4 separate regions of the Homo sapiens genome follow, and regions 1, 3 and 4 are each linked to region 2. A link is a loop called in an ENCODE intact Hi-C map of the cell type or tissue named here. Cell type or tissue: IMR-90. All regions are shown on one strand. Links, peaks and the distances in the headings refer to the core of each region. The heading gives the core; the rest is flanking DNA.

What was found. Peaks named below come from ENCODE experiments on the same cell type or tissue, not always from the same donor. Only the 100,000 strongest peaks of a DNase experiment are listed, where the experiment ranks them.
Region 1: it touches region 2 in a loop (4-fold over the local background); 2 of 110 quality-filtered maps call a loop at or near these places.
Region 3: it touches region 2 in a loop (4-fold over the local background); 5 of 110 quality-filtered maps call a loop at or near these places.
Region 4: it touches region 2 in a loop (2.6-fold over the local background); 5 of 110 quality-filtered maps call a loop at or near these places.

The regions. Positions count from the first base shown.
Region 1 is chr6:119,477,475-119,483,447 of GRCh38, forward strand. All of the region lies in intron 1 of LOC285762 (a long non-coding RNA gene), which reads right to left. LOC107986525 (a long non-coding RNA gene) reads right to left here. Exons shown (of 3, transcript XR_001743825.2): 3 at 1-2,833. Among named protein-coding and RNA genes, the nearest start is that of MAN1A1, 130 kb to the left of the region's middle. In IMR-90, for the core only: no CTCF peak of the experiment used is centred there; no DNase peak of the experiment used is centred there.
Region 2 is chr6:119,538,061-119,544,033 of GRCh38, forward strand. No RefSeq gene overlaps it. Among named protein-coding and RNA genes, the nearest start is that of MAN1A1, 190 kb to the left of the region's middle. In IMR-90, for the core only: no CTCF peak of the experiment used is centred there; a DNase peak (open chromatin) is centred at 3,181; H3K27ac peaks cover 1,090 bases.
Region 3 is chr6:119,610,681-119,616,653 of GRCh38, forward strand. All of the region lies in intron 2 of LOC105377975 (a long non-coding RNA gene), which reads left to right. Among named protein-coding and RNA genes, the nearest start is that of MAN1A1, 260 kb to the left of the region's middle. In IMR-90, for the core only: no CTCF peak of the experiment used is centred there; no DNase peak of the experiment used is centred there.
Region 4 is chr6:119,624,542-119,630,514 of GRCh38, forward strand. The region is part of intron 2 of LOC105377975 (a long non-coding RNA gene); the gene reads left to right. Among named protein-coding and RNA genes, the nearest start is that of MAN1A1, 280 kb to the left of the region's middle. In IMR-90, for the core only: no CTCF peak of the experiment used is centred there; no DNase peak of the experiment used is centred there.

The sequences.
Region 1 (5,973 bases), core at 423-5,422, 61 kb before region 2:
TTCAACAATCTTAACTTACAAATTTCTGTTTATGAAACCATCAGTTCAGCGGCAAGACCCCAGCTCTCCAAGTTGTTGCAGACTTCTTATTTTCTGTAACACTTCCAGCACTCAATCCATTAGTTGACGAGTTCTGTAGATTTGACCTTTTGTGTTTCTCCTATCTCTTACCTCATTTCATTAACAAAAATTTCACTCTAAGTTTGCTTCTTACCTGAAAAACTTGAGAGGACTTCTTGGTCTCACTGTATCCCTAGACCTCTCCCCTCCATGATGTCTCCACTCCATGTGTTGACAGATTGGGTAACGTAAAAACCTGCTCATAACCCTGCAATGGCTGCCCATTGCCTGTCAACTAAGCATGAAACCTTTAATCCAGCATATGGAGCCTTGGGAAATCCTGATCTGCATTTCTAGACTTAGTCTTTTTATTTATTGATGTGTATGCTAAATGTTCTATTCACACTAGATTTCTCATGGTTACCTGAATCTTGGTCAATTTCAGATTGCACTGCTTTTAGCTATATGGCCCTGGGCAATTAACCAGAGTATCAGTTTTCTCTTCTGTAAACTGGGAATAATAATAGACTTGACTTTGTAGTGTGATTATGAAGATTACAGGATTTAACACGTTAAAGATTTAGCACAAAGCCTCATACAAATTAAGTATTCAGTAAATGTCAGTTATGATGATGATAATGATGACATGAATGCTCTTGGTTATGCTGTTCTTTTACATACAACTTCCCTCATTTCTGTTTTCTTTTGACAAAACACATGCCATCCTTCAAGTCTTAAGTCTTTTCAGAAATCCTTCCCATTTATAGTCTTTTCTTACTCCATCCAACCAGGTGTCTGCTTTCCCTCTTCTGAATCCTCCAGATGCTCCCTTTTCTTTTATAAATTAGATTCCTGTGTGACCTACAATTATTTTTGTACTTAAAATGCCTTTCTGCAGCTTATCCTCACTTTAAAACCATAATAAAAATTTCTAAACAGGCAACTAACCCTTCGAAGGTAGGGACTGCTGCTTTACTCACCTTGGTATCAGTTGCAATATCTTGTGCAGCCATATGAAAAGCACTTATAGTGTCCTTAGTTGATAATTTAAGTTTAATGGATAAATTAACTATTAAGCTTTTTTTTTTTTTTTTTTTTTTCTGTTTTAGACGGAGTCTTGCTCTGTCGCCATCCAGGCTGGAGTGCTCTGGGGTGGTCTCAGCTCACTGCAACCTCCACCTCCCAGGCTCAACCGATTCTCCTGCCTCAGCCTCCCGAGTAGCTGGGATTACAGGCATGTACCACCACGCCTGGCTAATTTTTTTTTTGTATTTTTAGTAGAGACAGGGTTTCACCATGTTGGCCAGTCTGGTTTCAAACTGCTAACTTCAAGTAATCTTCCTGCCTCGGCCTCCAAAAGTGCTAGGATTACAGGCGTGAGCCACTGTGCCTGGCCAATTAACTATTAAGTTTAACTGATAAGTTCACTTTGCTAGATTACCTGTCATAGCTCCCAGGAATCCTATATTTTGAGAAGATAACCATAGAATTAGGTCTTAAATACTTCCTAAAGTCTCTGACTCCTGTAGGGGACTAGCTGTCCTTAGTACAACCATAAAATGATGGTATCCAAAATTGTTTGGAAAAAGTATTATGTTTTATATATTACTGTTAACAAATAAAGATCAAAATGATTCACATGATAATTATTGGGGGCAGGGAAGAATTCGCCATAATTTTTCCAGTGTTTAGGACTATAAAATTCTTAAGTCTCATCCTATTTTTTCTTCTCCCTCTGCAGGGAACTTTGCCCAAGCTTACCGTTTTTCCCCCGTATATTCTTCTGCACCCGTTTTTCACTTGTGTGTGAGGTGGTGGTGGGAAGTTTAAGGAATGAAAAGGATGCCTTCTCGTGGGAAGTCTCTCTAAACTACATTTCCTTATCTCCTTTACCCCATCTGCTCAATTCTAAAGTAGCTACTTGCCCCTAAAACCCTGCAGGAGTTTTAGCAGCAGAGAACTGCTGATTCCAGGCTTCAGAGGAAAATCAACAATTTCCTCCAGCCAAAACAGAGACTGTTTCTTTGGGAGGCTGTTACACCTGGAGACTGCACTTCCTGGAGCACCCTTCAGCAAACCAGACCACCTTAGGCAAGATTTTGAAAAACCAGACAGGTGCGATAATGAGGACTTTTTTTTCCCCCAGATTTATGACTTTATTGATACTCTCTCTATAGACTGGCTATATAAGAATCCACGCCCCATAAGCTGAGTAAGCGAGGACAAATCTGACCTAACCTAAGGAAGTTATAGATTCAAGAACTAATGATTAGTAAGTCTTCATCTTAGGACCAAGGGATTGCTTATGCTTATTGGTCCTGCTATAAGGCCAGGTCGCAGTGTCTCTCACCTGGATCTGCTACAGTCATGATTGAAAATTGCTGACTTACACAGGTAATAGACTCTCTTTAAAGATATCTCTCTAATGTATTTACTTTCCAGAAAGCAAAATGCCAGGCTGCTAACAGATGAGTTGTTTGTACTTTAAAAGTTTACTGTTCCAGTTAGGACATTCTTGATGGTATTTTGTATTCTCTTTGCAGTGCAGCCAGCTGATTCATGCTGTATTCTGAAGGTTATGAGTCTCCATGTGATGTTAAGAACTATATGTCTGAACCATTAAAGAAGAAGTGTATAAAATGCAATGCTGCTCAGTGGAAGTATATGAACCAGAAGTATTTCATTTTATGCCACGGCTCTGGTTACATTTGTAGCTTTTGAGCACTGGCATGTCTTCTACTTTCTCTCACTTTTGGAGTTATAGCTGTCTTCTCTGTTGGAAAAACATAGAGCAAGGTTGTTACCAGATAAGCTTTCTGTATTTATTAGATATATTTTCAATTCAACTCAAAAATGCCTATATCTACTGAGTTACTGCTGTAAGTAAGGTTTATGGCTAGATGCCAAGAGGCCTACCAAGCTGATTATGACATAGCTCCTGTTTTTTTTTTTTTTTGGTGGAGGAGGGAGCTTGTAAGTACACCCATAACTGAAAGGCATGGCAGAATGTGCTAGAGATTCTCAGAGGAGTACAAAGAAATAGATTCAAAAAGAAGGGAGAAACATTTGTTTAGAAGATGTGGAAAAATTGCATGAAAAAATATCTTTTGAGATGTGCACTGAAAGATGAGTAGGATTTGAAAAGACAGAGCTTGTTCAGGGTAAAGGAATTCCAGGAAAAAGGAACATCATGAATTCAGCTATAAAATCTGGGAAAGTGTGAAGTACAATTGAAGAAGAATGGGTAGTCATGGCTGAGGCCTTGGGGGCTTATAGAGGAATAGACAGATCTTTGCCCATCTAAGCCTCCTACTCCCCTCTCTAGTGTATATGAGTTATAACCCAATCAAAGACTACGTTTCCCATATTACTTTGGAATGGAGGCAGAAATGATGGGTTATTTCCAGGCCTCATGTGCCAGTTAGATATTAAATTATGGGATAACCTTGAAAGCCTCATATTGAAGTTGATATAGCTTCTGTCAGCTTGGATGCTGAATGACTGAGTGGAGCAGAGCACTCCCTACCTTTCCTTTCCTACCTTGAGTAGGAAAAGGAAAAAAAAATCCCTTCAGTGTGTTAAGCCACTGAGATATTGAGTTTTCTTAAGGCAGCTGTTGTTTACCTTTAATGTGGCAGTTAAAAGGGAAGGATAGACTTGGCCTATGTTTTTACAACTCAGCATGATATAGTAGAAAAAACTGTAGTCTAGAAAACATGGATTTCACTTATTTATTTGTTCATTCATTCATTTGCTCATTCATTCATTCATTTGCTCATTCATTCACTCATTCATTCATTTCATATTTATTGAGATTTTACAGACTGTCAAATCTGAATGCTGGACATGTTATGATTAACAATGCATAGTTCATGGCCCTATGGAACATACGGTGGAGTGGAAGAGAATGAAATATAACCAGGCTGTGAGGATACACTGCAATGTCTTATTTCCCAAAGTGTGGTCCTCAGACCAGCAGCATCAGCGTCACTCAGGAGCTTGTTAGAAATGCAGAATCTCAGGCCCCACTCTCAAATCAACAGAATCATAGACTGCATTTTTGACAAGATTCTAAGGTGATTTGTGGGCACATTAAAGTTTGAGAAGCCCTGGTAAAATGAGTGGTATTGTAGGGACAGGCAGGGGGCAATGAGGACTCAAAGAAAGGACACTTAGACTTGAAAGTTTCCAGAAGGCTCCCTAGACTAGATGGCAGCTAAACTGGCTTGTGAGCAGCACGTTTTGGTCATAAAGATTGTGCGAATTTGGGTAAGCCACATATGTTCAGCTTTGATTTTCTTGTCTATAAAAATAGGGATAGTATTACGAGGCTGTTTTGAGCTTCAGGACCTTCCAAGATTGTTTTGAAGCTCAAATATATGTAAAAGTAAGAGTGATTTGAATACTCAAAAACTGAATATGAATGGAAAACTTATACTTTTTCAGCGACAGTTAAATTATAGAAAAGATGTGTTCTTTGGCATAATAATGCATTTTAGCAGTGTTTAGTAAGAAAAAATATCTAGTATGGATTCTTTGTTTTGATTAAACACAGAACTGAAAGAAGTTTTTCCTCCTACTTATTGCAGAAGGGTGTAACATCTGAAAAATAGGTCTGGTATGTTGGTCAAATAGAGTGTCTGCTGGAGTTGGAAAATGCATTCTCTTGGGGTTTGTGCAGTCTGGACTTCAATCATTTGTGTTCTTATATAGTGTATCCAAAATATACATAGAGACAGTGGGAAGGGACTTTCTTCTGGCTAGGGGAAACATCAATTCCTTGACACAAACAAAAATTGAATTAAGAGTTTATTCTGAATTAATAGTACTGAGGAAGGTTAATGAAAAATAAACAAAGAGTAGTCATTAATTAAAAATATTAGCAATCCAGTAATATAGTCTCCGTATGGAGCATCCTCACTACTAACAGGCATCTTTAGCATTTATTAGATTTCAGGCAAGGCTCTCTTTAGTAGCCTTTGTTCAGGCACACAAAATGACCTGCTCCTTTATACTTCTGTACTTTTAAACAATCTATTTATTTATTTAGATGGAGTCTCACTCTGTCACCCAGGCTGGAGTGCAGTGGCACGATCTTGGCTTAATGCAGCCTCTGCCTCCTGGGTTCAAGCGATTCTCGTGCCTCACCCTCCCGGGTAGCATGTGCCTGCCACCACGCCCAGCTAATTTTTGTATTTTTAGTAGAGACGGGGTTTCACCATGTTGGCCAGGGTGGTCTTGAACTCCTGACCTCAAGTTATCCACCTGCCTTGGCCTCCCAAAGTGCTGGGATTACAGGCATGAGCCACCTCAACCAGCCCTTCTATGCTTTTGCACATGGTTTTTCCCTTTGCCTGGACTGTTCTTCCTCATCTTGATCACCTCGGCCGCCATCTCAGCCACCAGAAGACTTCCTGCAAGACTTGGTTCAGACATCACAGTTCAGACAGGATGAAGCCTTTATCAACCTTCCTCTGTAGTGCCATGCAGGCAAGAAAAGTGTATTGAATTACACTGTGTCCGTCATTCAATGTGTTTATCTCACACCTGATACTGTGACAGCCTGAGGACTGTACTGTGTCAACTCATTTCTTATCCTTAGCATCTGGCATGGTGCCCAGCACATAACAGGTCCTAAATAAATGTTTGTTGAATGAATATAAAAGTCTGGCAGCTTTAAGAATAAATAAATAAACAAAAAACTTCGTTCTAATCCTGATGGAAGTTTAGTTACTTCTGTCTCTCAGAAGGGGAATCCTGTCAAATAGTCTAACAATGTGTAAAAGGAGGTAGTTACTCACAGATCTTAGAGGTTTCTATCAAAACATGCTTAGATATTAATAGGTACCTAACATTAGAAATTCCTTAACCCAGAAAGGCTACTTATAGAAATTTATCTTAAGGTAATTAAGA
Region 2 (5,973 bases), core at 511-5,510:
AGCAGAACTTAAAAGAGAAAAATAGTGTTTTAAATTATACATATATTTATCATTTCTGTTGTTCTTTATTTCTAAAGAGTCCAATAATCTTGTGGTATTATTCCCCTTCAATTTGAAGAATCTTGTTCTATCATTTCTTGTAGATAATATCTGCTGTGGATAGATTTTGTTAGATTTTTTTTTTTCATTTGAGAATGTCATCCTTTCTCCATTTTTGATGGACATTTTTGCAGAATATGGAATTCTGGGTTGACTTTTATTCAGCAGTTTAAAGATGTTTTCCCACTGCATTCTGGCCCCCAATTATTTCTGATGGGAAACCCAGGGTAATTAAAATCATTGTTCCACTGTGTGTCATCGTTTTTTTTCTCTAGCTACTTTCAAGGTTTTTTCTTTATGTTTGGTTTCAAAATTTAGATTATAATGAATCCAGGAATGATTTTTATTTTTGAGGTTATCTTGTTTCGCAGTAGTTAATAACTGTGAAGGGTCTGAGATTTTTACCTTACCTGCAAGCTAACAATTTCATGGATGCTGGTAGAAGATACAATACTCCTGGGTAAGAGACAAAGGACTTTATTATTCATGGCACTGCAGGCAGCATGAGCTTCATATACTCATTGGTTTACCTGCCTCCAAAGTCCCATAGTGTGATATGGAGTAGCCCAGGAAAATGCTGTATGCGTAATAGAGTTGAATTATAGCTGAGGAAAGCCTGAAATTTGAGAGGGTACTGATAACAGATATACCCAACTTTTGCCTGAAAAAAGACATTATCTTTTATTATAATGGTCATGAAACAAATCTACCCTGTGCCTCAGAGGGAGATACTGTCTCTATTACTCAAGGTTATTTGCTATACAGACATGCTTGAAAATATAATCTGAAATGAAAGCTGATATAAAATGTGCATAAATGCCATAGAGAATTGTTTTCCAATAAGGACATGCTGGACTTCTTGAATCTGTTAACATATATCTTTTTCCAATACTTACTAAATTTTTGACCATGAGTGTTTTCAAGTAATCTACCTGAATCTTTTTCTCCTTTCCTTTTGGGATTCTAATGTCCTGTATGGAGACCTTTTGATAATGTCTCATGGGTCTCTAAGGCCTGCTAATTAAAAAATATAGTTTTATCTCTTTTCTTCAGATTAGATAATGATGGCAGCTGCAGCTCCAGATGGCCTGCTGCTGCCATCATGCGAGCTGCGGCAGGGAAGCACCACCAGGGTTGAGGAATCCATGGAGCTGGAAGGGAAAAGCAACATCCCTGCCTCTTCTGAATTGGGGTGGGAGCTCCCCAGGTGCCACAGCAGCCACCCAAATTGTGGCTACAGACTTAGGCCTCCCACTACATGGAGCAGGAAGAAGCTCCACCCACCAGAGCACAACTGCAGCCTCCCAAATTGCTCTTGGGGGCCGGGGAAGGCACCCCTGACCTTGCAGGCTTGGAAATGCCTGCTCCCACTGCCTGGCTTCTCCCTGCTGTCATCCCTGGCTCTGATCTTGGAGCAAAGTTGGGGCCAGGCCAGGGCACCATGAATGGCAGCAGGAGGAGATAGATTCCTGAGCAGAAGGGGGCAGGTCCCTGTTGAGGACCCACCTTCAGGCCAGGGGGAGCCTGAAGGCTGGGAGCTGGGCTACCTGTCCTACAGACCAGAGTGGGAATTTGTAGTGTCTTTTCTGGGCTTCCCATGGCTGTCAATGGACCAATCAGTGTGTACTTCCTCGCCACTGATGTCCATAAAAGCCTAAGTCTCAGCCAGAGCTGAATGGACAACAGGAGGACCAGTGGCAGAGAGGAGCTACTCTCTCTGCTGATAGCAGGAAATGTTGGGATGACCAACTACAGAGAGGAACTACCCACACTAGGGCCTCCTCTCTGCTGAGGTCTTCAGAGACTTGCAGAGATGTCTGGACTACCAACTGCAGAGAGGAGCAACTCACTACAGGGCGTCCTCTCTGCTAGGAGCTAGGAAGACAATGGGATCACCTGCCTGCAGAGAGGAGCAACCCATTCCAGGGCCTCCTCTTAGCTAGGAGCTGGGAAGACAATAGGATGACCTGCCTGCAGAGAGGAGCAACCCACTCCAGGGCCTCCTCTCTGCTAGGAGTTGAACACTTGTCAGGACACCTGGCTGTGGAAAGGAGCTACACGCTGTGGACCTCCTTTGAGCTATTCTGTTGCTCAATGAAGCTCTTCTTCAATTTGCTCACCCCCCACTTGTCGGCATACTTCATTCTTCCCGGTTGCAGGACAAGAACTCAGGACCTGCTGAATGGTGGAGCTAAAAGAGCTATAACACAAACAGAGCTGACACATGCCCCTTGCTTGCCACATTGTAGGTGAAGAGAAGAAGAGAAGAGCTGTGGCCCCTCATGGATACCAGACCTAGGAGCTTTCCAAGCCAGGGCTGTGACTCCCTCTTTGGGATCCTGTGGTACCTGGCATGTACAAGCTTCCAGGCACCACTGCATTCCCCGGTGCCAGCTGGGAAGCTGCTTGCAGTGTACCTGGTCCAGCCACAGCCTCGCAGAGAGCTGGTGTCCATGCTGGCACCTGGGGCACCTGACCAGCTGCAGCAGCCAGTGTGTCTGTGCAGTGGCTGGACCCTGCGCTTGCTCACACACCCCTCGCTGCTGCACACCTCACTCACCCTTGGCAGGTGTGGAAGCCAGACCGGTAGTGTGAGCTGAGCACAATCTGCCAGGCTGAATGGGTGGAATGCGCCCAGTGGACCCTAGCAAAGCTTGTGCTAAGGTGCCACTGGCCAGAGGTTTCAGGCCAGAAAAGTGACACCCCAAAGATCCTTTAACAATAACTTCTATTGATTCATCTTTGAATGCACTGATTTCTTTCCTCTCTTGTTTCCAAACTTCTGCTGAGCCCATCTGGTAATTTTTTAAATTTCAGATATTGTTTTTTCAGTTCCAAAATGTCCATTCGGTTATTTTTTGTAGTATGCACTCCTCTAAGAACTCTTACCTTTCGTTCTTTTTAAATGTGTTATTCTTTAACTCACAGAGCATAACTATCACAGCTGCTTTAAAGCCTTTGCCTAATAGTTCCAACATCGAGTCATCTTGGGAATGGCATCTGTTTATTGTATCTTCCCTTGAGAATTGGTCAGACTTTCCTGGTTCTTGCCATGTTGAGTAATCTTGGCTTTTATCCTGGATGATGTGAATGTTATAATGTACAGTCTCTGGATCTGGTTATAATCCTCTGGGGAATGTTGATGAATAATCCTCTGGAGAAGGCAAACAACTTGCGTTGGTTAAGATCAAGTGTTCTGTCCGATCTTTTATGGCTGTGGTTTATATCTCAGTTCAGTTCTCAAAGCATTTTCAATGCTAGTTTGAGTGTGTGCCTGACATGAAAAACTCAGATGCTAGTCTGAGATATGGGCAGTGGTTTAAATCTCAGTTTATTTCTCAAAGCCTTACTGTGCTGGTTTGGGTCTGCCCCACACATGCACAGATGAGGAGTAAGCCTGAGCCTTATATAGATTTACAGATTTAGTAGATCTCCTTTTCTAGGTCTCAATATCCTGGGATTCCCTTACACTCTCCAGCATGCAGGACCTACTTCCAGGCAGAAATATGGGGTTCCCCTAGAAGTTTTGTGGCTGCTGCCACTGCCAAACCACTCTATGACTGGAGTTCACCCTGGATACAAAGTTGTGAGAATGAACAACAACAAAAGAAAATATTGCCCAGTTTTCTTTTATCTCTGGCATCTGCCTGATTTGTTTGCTTTTCAGAACCTTCAGTAGTTTTTTTCAGCATTCTCAGTTAATTGACAACAAATTTCTAGTTCTAGTTCACTAGAGGAGTGAACTTTGGTGTTTATATCTGGTGCTGGTTCTGAAACAACTCCCACCCCTTAACTATTTTAATGTGCATAATAATTTTCTCTGTAAGCTTCATCCTGAGAAGAGTTTTTGGTCAGTTATAGAAAAAATGGTGATTATATCTTTGCTTTTCTTCTCTTTTCTGATTTCTTGTCTTATCTTATATTATCCCATCTTTCCCTAAAACACACAATACCCTTATGTTTTATGCTTTCTAGTGCCTGTGATTAAAAATCTTACCTAGGCCAGTTCTCATCTCTTTCTTAGTATTTTCACCACTCTGTTAAGAATCCCATTTTCTGAGTAATCTACTTGAACTTAGTTATCAGGTGAAGCACATTTGGTAATCTAATTCTCTTGAAGGTGCTGTTGTCTGATAATGGTTATCGCTGCAGTCAGTGTTCCACTGAAATACTTTAGGGTATTTTTGGAAAATGACTTTGTATCAAATCTAAAGCCTCATCTCTGATACTAGAATTTTAAATTTCAGTATCAGATAATTATAGACATACCTTCATACAAAGTAAATCAGTAGTAAAATTTTACCCATATATAAGGGCAATCATGGTTGATTATTTATATGTGACAATTCTTATATTTATATTTTATAATAAAAACATGTATGATAATTTTTAAAAACCATGTTAGTAATAAAAGTGAATATATATTTTAGTAATGGTTTAAACTTTTAACTAATAATTTTTTGGTAATTTAGTTATATTTAGTAATTTTTAAAATTCAGCAATAAAATATAGAAATTCTCTCAGGAACATCTGGGATTATTGTTTTGTTATTACTATCATGACACCCTTTAAGACATCATTAAATACTTTTACTAAATAAAAGGAAAATGGTAAATATAATGAACTGTGAAAAACAGATAAAAGGCTTAATTATGTTTTAAAAATTCTAAAAACAACAGATTTTTCTACCTTCTCCTCAAGTCACCCAAACCTACCTGAGTGAAATTTCTAGGATGTAAATCTAATGTTACAAGTTCTCTTTTTCATATTGCCTGGAAGTAATGTATGAAAACATTGGCCAATAGCATAGCATTTAGGCAAAATAATTGATAGTCCTTAAAATTTAGGTCAGACATCATCATCTGCTTTGTAGCTTTTTCCCTGCCTTTGCTCAGAAGAATGAAGCAATTCACTGTGTATATATCAAGAAAATATTTATCATATTGTGTGCTAACAGCTTGTTTAATTGGCAGTTTCTTTCATTGGATTATGACTTCTTTGAAGTAAAAAACTCTGTCTTCCTCAATTTTGCTTCTTTAGAGTAACAGTAAATCCTCATTTAATGTCTGTCCAAAAGGAGAATGAAAAGTAGAGAAGGAAGGATGAAAAGAAGGAAAGATCATGGATAGCACCAGGGTTATTATGGTCCAAAGGAGCCAGGCATGGAACAGCCAAATATAATTCAAGTGAGTGGTAAAAAGTACAATTTGGAAATCTAGAGCCCAGGGTCCTATGACATGGCAAGAGGAAGCCAGTTTGTGTTTGCTCTGGGTTAGGAGGTAAAGCATTCATCCAATCAACAAGAGAGGCAAGGCAAGCAAAGAGAGAATCCACCATGACATGCCATGAGGTCCAGGTGGTTAGAGTTCAAGGCGAGCCAGATACTTACCACAGGAAACCATAAATGTGAAGAAACTCTGCTTTCAGGGGCATATTCTGACACAGTGGTTGAGGAGAAGGTGCGATGGCTGTTGGCATCCCTTCTTTGATACCTTCTTTAAAAACAGCTTTGGAGATTTTATTTCATCCCTAGACTTGGGTTATTTGAAAGAGTCTCTCAGGAGTCTGCTTAAAACAGCAAAGTATGTATTAAATGTCCAATGTGAGCAGACAGCTATGCAAGATGCTAGGAGCTGTGCTAAGCAAAAGCTCAACAGACAAAGCATGTGCTTTAGGGAAAAATAATATGAGGTGTGTGTGTGTGAATTCAGCTAGGCTGAAATAATGTGTTTCAAGCTTGGCCTGGTAGAAATTCATGTTGTGAAAAAGTCTTAAATTATATTGGGAGAGAAAATGCAACAAAGACTTGAAAATCAATGAAGGTTTAGAGGTTAGCGTAGGTGAAGCATTTTTCCCTTGTGCTTTACACTGTTT
Region 3 (5,973 bases), core at 405-5,404, 73 kb after region 2:
GTTAAATAAGGAGGAAAGAAAGTTCAGAAGAAAGAAATCGAAGAAATTTGTAATTTGATGGCCTCTATTTTTTAGTAGGATATTATGACATCTGTTGATAGATTTTGGAAGTGATTTCAGGGGATTTGGGATAAGATTAAAAGTTTGAAACAGCTGCATGGGGCACGGGGACAGGCCACAGAGTGGGAAAAGTGATAGAACTGCAGGCTATCACCAAAGGCCCTGAAGTTGAAACATGTTTAGAATAGGTCTTATTAGCATGTGCATGTGATTATTCATCAGCTCTGTCAGATGCAAGCAAGAATAGATATTTTAGTTCCTTTAGGAAATACTCCTAATTCATTCATCAGACACTTGTTGAGTACTAGAACCTGTGTTAAATGCTAGGGATATATGCACACATGAGTCAAAGGTCTTTTGTTAGAACACTGCCTGTGAAGGAAAGTTGACTTTAAAGTTACAATATCAAGCTTTAAGGATTGTGTTAAACAACATTGCAGTGGAAGAAGCTGTCTGGGAAGTAGGGAAAGTCCTCAGAGAGGCAATTATTTAAGGTGGGCCTTGAAAGCATTCTAAGAATCTCTTATTTCTAGGCCTACTTGACTTAATTATTATCTTGGATGACTTTCTCCTTTGTCCTGCAACAATCAAAGAGTTCCAAGTGAACTATTGGTTTCTGGCCGTTCCTTAACCAGCCCAAACATGCAAGGCTCTTCCTAAGTACACTTGGCCTTAAAAAGGTGAAGACTCTCCCTTCATTGACTCCTAGCTTAGAGACCTGCATTTAGTGTTCACTAGAAAGTATGAAATAGACCAGGTAAGACCTAACTTATGATGTGGAGGGCTAAAATTAAATAAAGCACTCACTGTGTTTAGGAAAGAGGGAGAATTCACTGAATACCCCAGGGTAACCCAGGAAACTGGAACACATTTCCCTCCACTCTCCTCTGGGTATTTTGCTCCTTAACAGGAGTCCTCTGCTGCCTAAAGTAAATGCTATGTGATGGCTTTTTGAGAGTAAGCTGGAGCGGGAAATGTGATTTTGCCTGAATGCTGGATAGCTAACGTCCTTCAGTGATTTTTATAGCCTTCAGTCAGTACGTTCCAGGCAGAGGCTGTAGAACTGTGGACAAACATTCCTCTCTAGGTCAGACAGGCAGAAAACATTCATTCTATCTCATAATAACAAAACATCCTTAAAAGGTGGCCTTGGAATGATGGAGGGAGGCGTTGAATTGAATAGCTATTTCTTGCTTCCCTTAAATACAGTGCTAATATTCTTCTCAAAACTTTCTATATAAAGGCTATGGTATATTTTTCTTCCCTCTTTTCTCTGAGAATGAATATTTTCTAGAATATGCCTTAATGGTGAAACAGACTTCAAGCTTCTCATTTGCATTGTTGTGCTATGTTCTTTCATAGTTTCATGAACAATAACCTCCCACTTCTCCACAGGCTGATGGGATAATTTGCTCTGCTAAGAAGATGAAAATCAAAATGTAGAGATTTTTTTTTTAAAGAGTGTTGTTCAATGGAAAAGTTTCCAGCAGTGCAGGCAGTGAAGTTTTAGGTGTTTTAGATTATAGACTGGGATAAAAGATCTTCCAGTAAGGAAGACTATGTACATTGCATGTGATGGATTGTTTTAGACTTAAAATCTTTTAACAATACAGCTGTTTCTCCTGTGGTTTCCTGGCAGTGATACTGAGAGGAAACAATATGTCTCCCAGGCTTGGTTTCAACTTTGCCTGCTATTGGAATAATGACGGCAAGGGAAGATTCCCTCTATTCTTCACTTATGATCTGGTGTTTCCTAAATTTCCTTTATGATTTACAGTCATGATGAAAAGGGAAAGTTAGACCATGGAAGACTGCCCTTGGGAGAAGAATTTAGCTCTGAGGGTCTTGTGCTTGAGTTTCAGGATTCTGACCAACTGCCTCTTCTTCGGTGCTCCCTCTTGGTGTCAGGGTTGAGAGCTGCAACATGCAATTCTATCTGCTCACACTGTCCTCTGAAAGTTACATCACAAGGCCAGTGGGAGCATAGAGAAAAATCTGTGGAATTTTGTGATGTCCTGCTTAGAAGTATTGTCTGTGTTCATAATACTGGGTAGGTAAAAGGCTGTTCTGTTCAGCTTTTGCCTCTGAGACTAGTGCAAAACAGACAAAGGGAGACCCTTGACTTGCTCCCGTCCTTAGTGACTGGTGGTAAGAAGACACTTGCCTTCATTTCTCTAACACAGTCATTGTTAACTTTTTTCAGGGGAAGAAATTATGATTCCCCAGGGGACATTTTTATTAGTGCTCACAGGAGAGTCTAGGCAACCCTAGGAAAGCATAATGCCAAGAACCAGTAATAAGGGATTATGCTTCAGATTAACTTTGGGTGTTCAAGGTTTGTTTTGCTTGAGTGACTGACTCATGTGGTACTCTAATGGGAGCATTCTGTAATCATTACTGTTGTGCTTTCTGTAGGAAATGCCATAATCTTAACAGATGCAATTCATATTTATGGAAATGTCTAATGCTTTCTTTGAGTTTCACTAAGCCCCACACTCTGTAACAGTGAAGTCAGCAGGTGAGCACAGGGCATAGCTGGCTTCTCATGCTGCAATTCTTCATTTCCAGTCCTCCCACCCCTGACTCCCTGGCAGAAATGCTGCAGTCAATTTGACACCTCAAAACACCCACTTAGAACACCAGAGGAGTAGAAGAGATGTAGATGAGGCTGATGTGACAATACACATATGTCCTTCTGGAAAAAAAAGCTTCTTTAATACTTAATAACTGATTTTCTCCAGAATTCAACAAGGCTTCTGAGTGAATTAAATCTGTTGCCCAGAGATTTCAGTTAGAGTAGGCAAGGCTGTAGTAACAAATAGATTTCTGTTCTCTATTTCTCTTTCTTTGTGAAAGTTTTGAGGCTCTTATTGTTAGGTACATTAAAATTTTGTCTCTTTGATCAATTGAAATTTTTAGGTGAAATGACCCACTTTATCTCAAGAAGAGCTTTGTGTCTTAGAATCTATTTTCTATTTGTATTTGTAGTTTATATAGCCAAACCATCTTTCTTTTGATTAGTTCTTATTAGATGCATCTTTCTCTTATCTTTTGTGATGTTTTCCTTTGTCGTTTAACATTCAAACTTTCTTCATTTGTGTTTTAGCTGTGTCTTTCATTCAGTTTAAGATCTTCCTGATTCTTGGTAAGGTGAGTGATCTTTGACTGAAACCTGTACATTTTGGGTATTATGAGATTCTGGGTATTATTTAAAACTTCTGTTTTAACAGGTCTTTTCTGGCAGTGTTCTGACAACAGAAGTGGGGGTGAGGTTGAGACAGCCTTGTTACTGCAGAGTGGGGAGTGAGAGTGGAATTTCAGGTTCCCCATTTGGCTTTTGTTTAACACTCAAGGATGGGTGTTCCTTGTTATTGCTGGGCAAGAGTGAGGGTTCTGGCTCCCTGTTACCCTACACTGGTACCTCCATGGCTGGGGGGTATAGGAGTGCCTCTTTACTACTCCCCACATCTAGGGAAATGGGTGATGGTGAAAATCTTGACTGTCTGCTAAGACTCACTTACACCATCCCAGTGGGGGTGGGAAAGGGTGCTTTGGTACTGTAGGTTGGGGATGGAATTCCAGGCTCCCCGTGTGGTTTCTGATGACACCACAGAGTGGGTGATTCCCTGTTTGTTGTTATCTGACACCACTCTTGCAGAGTGGGAGGCTGGAGTGCCATATTACCTTTATTATAGCCCAATAAGGGTGGAATTCTAGGCTCCCCACAAGTCCTTTGCTGGCATGGGTAGGGCCACAGTGTTTTCTGTAGTGTTTGTCTGGACTTGAACAGTTACTCTCTAAAAGTTTTCGCCCTGCTAGGCTGCTCCTTTCTTTGTCCTTTGGCTAGAGCAAGCGGTATTTTTGTTGTTGTTATTTGCACTTTTAGTGTTTTCCAATTGCTAGCTTCTTTGGCAAGAAATCTGAGATATATGAAAGAAAAAGAAAACCTAGGGAGCTCTCTATTGTGTTGTCCTGGGGTCTTGAGGTCCCTAGTTGTTCTGCCTTTTTCTTTCCACTGTATAGGATCATCTTATGCTTGTTTTATATTTAATGCCCAAACTTTTTAGTTGCACTTAGTAGGACAAGGAAGGGAAAGTAAGTCTACTCCATCTTCCTGGAAGAGAAAGTCTCCAACCTGCCTTTTATAAACGCATTTAGCTTTTGTTTTTTCAAAATCCATTTTGAAGATGTGTGTTGTAAATGAAGCATTTAGTCCTTTTACATTTAATGTAATTACTGATGCAACTGTATATACTGTACTGTCTTATTTTGGGCTTTCTGTTTGTTGCCTCTCTTATGTGTTTCTCTTCCTCTTTGTATTTCCTAAGATTAATTTTTCTCCTTTGTTTTTTCATCTACCTGTTTAGAAATTATATACTTCACTTCTATTATTTTTTGTAATGACAATATACATGCTTAACTTAACAAAAAAAGACCTTAGATGTGTTAATCCTATTCACCCTTCTCTTTGTTAATTTTTTTTTGGTGATTGTCTATTTTAATTGTCTTATTTACCGTATAACACATTGTTATTGTAGTTTCAAATAATTAATGTTTATTTGACTGTGTTCATCAGTTTCTGTGTACCTCATTTCTTCTTAGTGATCAGGCCATCCCTCTAGGATCACTTGCCTTCTTCCTGAAATGCATCCATCTATGTCTCACTCTGGACTCCAAGTAGACATAAGTAATACTTTCTCATTTTAATTGTTTATGTCTCTTAAGTTTTGTTTTCTACCACTTTATCTTTCTGTGCTACCTTTAGCCTGGGTAAATTCTTCACATCTGTCTGCCAGTTACAAGTTGTCTCTTTATCATTTATTTGCTGTTAAACCTATCCACTGTGTTTTGAAATTTCACTCATTTTATTTGGTTTCTAGAAATTATATTTGGTTGGTTTTACATATGATTTTCCTATCATGCATATATTTGTTCTGGCTTAAAAAATTTTAAAACATATTAAACATCATCATTTCATGGTCTGTGTCTGTTGTCTGAATGAAGTCCTTTTGGATTTCATGTTCTTTCTGCCGGCTCTCAAGCATGGTGCCTCTTTTCCTTTTGTTTTTAGTTAATATTTGTGAGCTGATGATTTCTGTGAAATAAGGGCAATTTCTTTTGAGAAGATTTTTATTTGCTTTTGTCTGACAGCTAGGGGCAATTCCATTCCAGGTTAACTAATTTTAATTATTAATTTGAAGCTTTTCCAAACACTGAGGCAGTGTGCGTTTGTTCTGTGGACATTTGCGAGGGTTTGGCTTGAGGTTCTAAATTCTCCATGAAGATTTTTCCCCCTCTATTTTGAGATAGGCAAATTTTCTTGAAGGCCTCTGGGGTTGAGGGGCAGAGCATTCTTTTTGGTTGCCTATTACACTTAAGTTTTGCCTCTCTGGGGTTACAGCTCCTAAAATCTCACAAGTCTAAAATTGAAGCTTAAATATACTTAGGCAGATGACCTCAGCATAAAATAAGGCTTCAGTATTCTGCTTACTTCTTTGAGTTCTCGTTCTTAATTAGGATTTTTTTTTTCTGCTTGAGATTTTTTTTTTCATTCTAGCCAGCTCATTGTTCCTTTTAGAATGTTTAAAAATATTTATTATAGCTAGGATGATTGGTTATTTTCAACAAAAGATTGTTCCAGATGCTTAACTCAATGTATTACAAAAACAGCAGCAAAACCATATTTGAATCTGAACTATAGGAATTATATTGGCCGTATTTGAAGTATATTTGTATTGTTCTTTTCATTGGTTTGGATTTTTCTTTATTTTTTCCGTCTTAGCTTATGTTGATCCCTTCAGTTATTTTTCTTTTTCTTTTTATTTGTCTACTTAAAGCCCACCAATTCTAATACATAAATGTTCTATGTAGGTATTTCTTATGTCTGGGACTATGTCATAGTACCTGAAGAGC
Region 4 (5,973 bases), core at 432-5,431, 86 kb after region 2:
GGTTTAGAAATAATAAAAATCTAGATTAACTGAGACCCAGTTAACTGGAACTTTCAATTATCCATTTTTTAGTCTGCTTTTTCTCTTTTAGAAGAATAGCTAAGTGATGATTAAACAAACTTATAAAGTTAAAAATCCTTTCTTTTGTTATAGTGGAGGAAAATAAGGCCTATGGCCTAATGATTACTACCCATTTTTCTGCCTAAATTCAAAGTTCTAGCAACTATCTCTTATTAGAGATGTGTTAGAACAGGAAAACTCCTAATTTGAAGATATCAAAGATCATTATAAAGTCAGTCTACTTATCTATAATTTTACAGATATATCTGCCATACTGTACAAAAGGGACTAGACAAGGTGCCAAGACTGGATTGAAGGTCTACCACTATCTAAGTGGCACTGGGCAAGTGACTTCCCTCCTGTATCTATCAAAGTCCTCGTCTGTAGAATAAGGTTGATCCTATCCCTTTCAAACACTAAAATGATTTTTTGAATCTGGTAAGCACTGATCTTCAGAACGGTCACCCCACGGCACTGCCAGATTCTCAACAAAGATGAGTGATTTTTTTGATTCACAATAGTTATAATGTATCATGTGCCAGGGAAATTGCATACATCATCCTTTTTACAGAGAAAACAGCTCAGAGCGGCTAGATAACTGAACCCATGTTCACCTTGCCAGTTACAGCATCAGAATTGGGATAAGGACCCAGAGCTAAGTCTTTTTCACAAAATCAATAGATACATCCCAATGACTCTGTTGAATTTGAAATACTGAAATGGGAAATAAATATGAATGTAAACTAAAGATGTATTGAAATACCCATTAAAATCCCATGAATTTGATCTGAAGTTTAGGGATTGCAGGAAATAGTGTAATTAATTCAACATAAATCAACGATACAATATAATGTGATAGGTTTTTAATAAACATTTATTCAGTTTCAAATATACAGTTATATAGTTTGAGCATCCAAATAGGTGTTACTGCTTCTAAATTATGATTACTTGCTTCATTGTTGTTTGGAATAGTCTTAGAGGATTTTATCTAAAGCCAACAACACATTTAAAAAAATGTACCAGTCTTGATGAAAAATTCTCATCTTTTGAAGATGACTTATATTTTGATATTGGTGAAATGTTGATAAATCCCTTAAGAGAAAAGGCTATATCTTCCTTGTGTTATGTCTCACCATGCCTATCCTAGTGTCTTTTACTTTATAGACAGCCAGTAAACAATTTTTAAAAATTTGATTTTTTTTTTTTTTTTACCTTACTAAAGTGTGAGAACTTTGTAAAATTCTCACTTTTAATGGATTTATATGGCAGGGCAAGGAGAGTTGTTTGGGATAAGACATTATGTTTGTTATTTTGATTATATCCAGGAATATTCTTTTTTGTCTTTTTGAGAAGGAGTCTCCCTCTGTCGCCCAGGCTGGAGTGCAGTGGCGTGATCTCGGCTCACTGCAAGCTCCGCCTCCCGGCTTCACGCCATTCTCCTGCCTCAGCCTCCCGAGTAGCTGGGACTACAAGCGCCCGCCACCACGCCCGGCTAATTTTATTTTTGTATTTTTAGTGGACACAGGGTTTCACCGTGTTAGCCAGGATGTTCTCGATCTCCTGACCTTGTGATCCGCCCACTTCGGCCTCCCAAAGTGCTGGGATTACAGGCGTGAGCCACCGTGCCTGGCCAATATCCAGGAATATTCTTAAACCACTGTTAGCAACTACCAAAACTGAAGTACGTTTTGTCTGATATTTGTATCTGGATCCACAAAGGCAGGTTTCAGAGGCAAGAACAAATACTTGCCCCATAGAAAATGGGTTTCCTCAGCCTAAGTATGCAACAATGGATGAACAGATTTTGCAAATGTGATTTGTATACACAATGGAATCCTATTCGGCCTTTAAAAATCAGGAAATTCTGTCATTTGCAACAACATGGATGAACCTAGAGGACATTATGTTAAGTGAAACAAGCCAGGCACAGAGACATGAATACTGTATGTTCTCACTTACGTGTGGAAGCTAAAAAAAAGTCAAACTGATAGAAGCAGAGAGTAGAACAGTGGTTCCAGGGGTGGTAGGGGCAGGGGATTGGGGAGTTGCGTGGAATATGGAATATGTAGAAAGAGGAGATGCTGGTCAACAAGTACAAATTTATAGTTAGGAGCAATAAGTTCTGGGGTTCTATTGCACAACAAAATGACTATAGTTAATTAAAACGTATTGCATATTAACAAAAGAAAATGGGTTTCCTTTTTATTGGAAACATGAAAATAATACATTTACTATTTATATAGTCTTTTAGGTCACAGATGCATAGTGGGCCTTCTCATTTTCCATGTGACTCATTAGATGAAAAGCGTGCAATAAAAAATTTAAATTAAAAATGGCTGTTTATGCCAGGAGGTTAGCTCACCTTGTGAAAATCCTAAGGATGACCTGAGGATGACTTGCCTTGTAAAAGCTGCACTTGTGGGTTCTACACCTGTTATGAATAGGCAGTGACTTTGTCTATCTGTGCTCAAATGTCATTCCCAGAAACAAGCTCATGTAGGCCACAGGACACCTGAGCAATTTAGACCTAGGCCTGAGGGACAAGACATTTTCTTTGATTTTACTTGATAACAGTCACTCCCCCTTTATTTTCTCGTGGGCAAAACAAACCCAAATGTATATTTTTTATGATGGTGTTTTAAACATTTCAAATTATTTATTGCAGGTCTGAAGGATTTTAAGTAAAGGTAGAACCCTCAGAGATCCCCATGATCCTAGAAGGACAAGAAGAATTTTTAGGGACAGAGGACACTACGTTATTTGCCACTAAAGGAGAATCACATGATTATTTTGCAAACTGAAAAGTCATATGCTCATATTTTTCCTCTGGAAGAGTCCAAGCGTGGGTATAAGGCTCCCATTAAGGTTAATCTTTCTTAAACAGAGCTGGAAGGGTCAGAACTGCTGTGGCAGATAGGCAGATTCTGGGTGTTATTCCTCCTGCCTGTGAATCAGCACATTCTATTATGTTTGAAGGAATCACATTTTGCTGCTCCTGCAGTCTTGCAGCATTTCCAATTAAAAGTGCCTGCTCTACTGAACAGGTTTTGTAAGTTTTCAAAAGACACTTTTGTGTTTATTTTCCTTAATTTGTGTTTTTAAGGTCTTTTTTTTTTATATTGCCTTTAGCAAAGTAGTAATATGGAATGCTTATGTATACTGCTGCCAAAGGGCTTATAGCAGGAGTACGTGGTTTCTTACACAAATAGATATGAAACATTTGTTGGAATCTAGGAAGTTTCACCTGGACCAAAGGCTTTTTGAGGGCAGTGTTTGGAGTGAAGGCATGTAGATTGGGGTGAACGTCGATCTAAGACAGATTTTAATAAGGAATTGGAAATATTGAAGTACAATTCAGGAGAGAGTAGGAGCTGAAGCTGGAAGGAGTGAAATAAAAGGAAGCAGTAACAGATAAAGGAGAATCTGAAATGAGCAGAGTGGAACTGAAAAGGCCAAATTGTGGGGAGACTTGGGCACCTATCAGTGAATTGAGACATCTGGGGCTGACGAGATCTGACTCAGTCACTGCACTTATTTTCCCAGATGTTGCAATGGAACACAGGGACATTAAGGCATTTTCCCCAGATCATATGATTGAAGGATGATGGACTTGGGATTCAAAAGCAGGAGATCTGAAACAATTTTACTTTCACTGTAAAAAATGCATTTGGGATATGTGTCCTGCGTTATACCGTCTCTATTTTGATATGAAATTCCTCCATGATCATACTCTCATTTGTGCCCCTTACTGCCAGCAAAAAAAAAACTTCATTAGCTATTTGTGTTTGATACGTCTCTTCATCTTGAAGAGATTGTGGGTATTTTCTGCCTTCTACCTTTCCTGTGCTGTGGGATGATGGCCCTCTGGTGATGATCTCACCTTATGACTCAAATTCCTGCAACTCCTTTCTAAGAGTAATTAGCCTGGGACCTTGTTCCTAAGCTCAAACCCCAGGCTTTCCCTATCTCTCTGTCTCATTGCTGCATCAGCCTACTTCTGACAAGTAGAATATATTACCAAAGGTAGCAGAGGGAGCAATAATTTGAATACCTTAAAGAGAAGGAAATAACCTTATATGCAGGCAGAGGGGACTAAATTAATATTGGGGACCAGCACTATTTCCCTGAGAGATGATTTTTATTTGTTTAACAGTGTTTATGCATAGGAGTGTTATTTATAATAGTTTCCCTTAGAATACCCCTGAGTTCTCTTTCACCTTCTTAATCTATTTGTTTGATTATGTTGGCTTGGCAGGAGAAAGTGTTTGAACACAGTAATGTTCAAATATTCTTATTTGAAAAACAAGCCAGCAGAACAAACTATACCCGACTTGTGTTACTACATTCATAAATCTCCTTATTTTGAAAGTCATAATATGTTTATTACCACTGCCCCTTGATCTCACCCACTCCAAGCTTTTGCGAGAATATAAAGGTTACTGTATGTTAGATACAAGAGAACGCAATACTGTACATTTGTTTCACCAATTTATTGCCATAATATGAATAATATTAAAAGGAAATTGCTGGTCAACAATGGTGAATAGATTGTTAGAAAAACTCTTCAGTAGATAACAATTATAAACACTGAACAAAATGAACACACCACACACGCGCGCGCACACACACACACACACACCTATTTAAAGGCATGGAGGGCAACCCTAAGCAGGCAGCAACTGAAGGTATTTCTGCCTTAAAAGAGGGCAAGTGCTTAGAGTGCAGTCCATATTTACAAGCATCTTTCTCCTGAGGACATCCCATTGAGTGTGGCCTGCAAAGAAGCCAGAACTCAAGGAGAAAGCTGCATTTTTCTCAGCTTGAAGTGTCAGTGGCAGAGTTTGGAAGTGCAAGAGAGACTGGTAATTAAAGAGGAAACTCCTGGAGTAAATGGAGCCCTCAAATCTGAATATAATTTCCCTAAAATACTTGGCTGAACCCTACAGAATGCTTTTAGAGGACTCCAAGCTCCAAGGAACTCAGCAGAAAACCACAGATAGAGAGCAAAAAGGATTTATGAGGGATTTTAGCAGCTAGATGTCACAGATGAGAAAAGGTTGATGTTTGAATCCCACCAAATTAGAGCACCTTGGTAAAGTAAACCAAGCCTCCGCAAGTTCAAAGTGATAAGCCAGTAATCCCACTGCCTGTTTGAATACAAGTCAATACTCTTTACAAGAAGAAAATAGAATTCAGTGTCTGAAATGTTTTATCTAAAATCTCCAATATATAATAGCAACGATAAGATATGCAAAGACATATATGATTCATTGTTGAGGGGAAAAAAAAGCAGTCCATAGAAACAGGCTCAATCATGACCAAGAATTTGGAATTAGAAGACAGGGACTTTGAAGTTGCTATTTTAAATACGATAAGGATCTAAAGAGAAGGTCATAATGGTTTAAGAGACAAGGAAATTCAAGTAGAAAAGCATAATTGACAAAACTAACCAAATAGAAAATTAAAAACACAAAACCCACAATATCTGAAATAAAAAATTTACTGGATGGGCTTAATTGCAGAGTGGAGAGAGATAAAGAAAGGGTCACCACACTTGGAGATAGATCAACGAAAATTATCAAATGTGAAAAACAGAGAGAAAAATTATTGAAAAACAATCCAAGGCTCTTCTAATCTGTGAGACAATATTAAACAGTCTCACATACTTGTAATTCAATTTCCGGAAAAAAAACAGAGGCTTTTCCCTAAAGGACACTCCCTTTTCTGGTTATCAATAAGGCAGAACCCAAACTGCTGTAGTCCAAGTTTGGCCAAAAACTTTAAAAATTTGTTGAAAAATATCAGTTTAGAAACAAGAATCTCAGCAATAATTTACATAGAATAAATACAAATAAAACTATATAGAGGCACATGTGGAATATTACTGAAAATAAATGAAAAAGAAAAACTCTT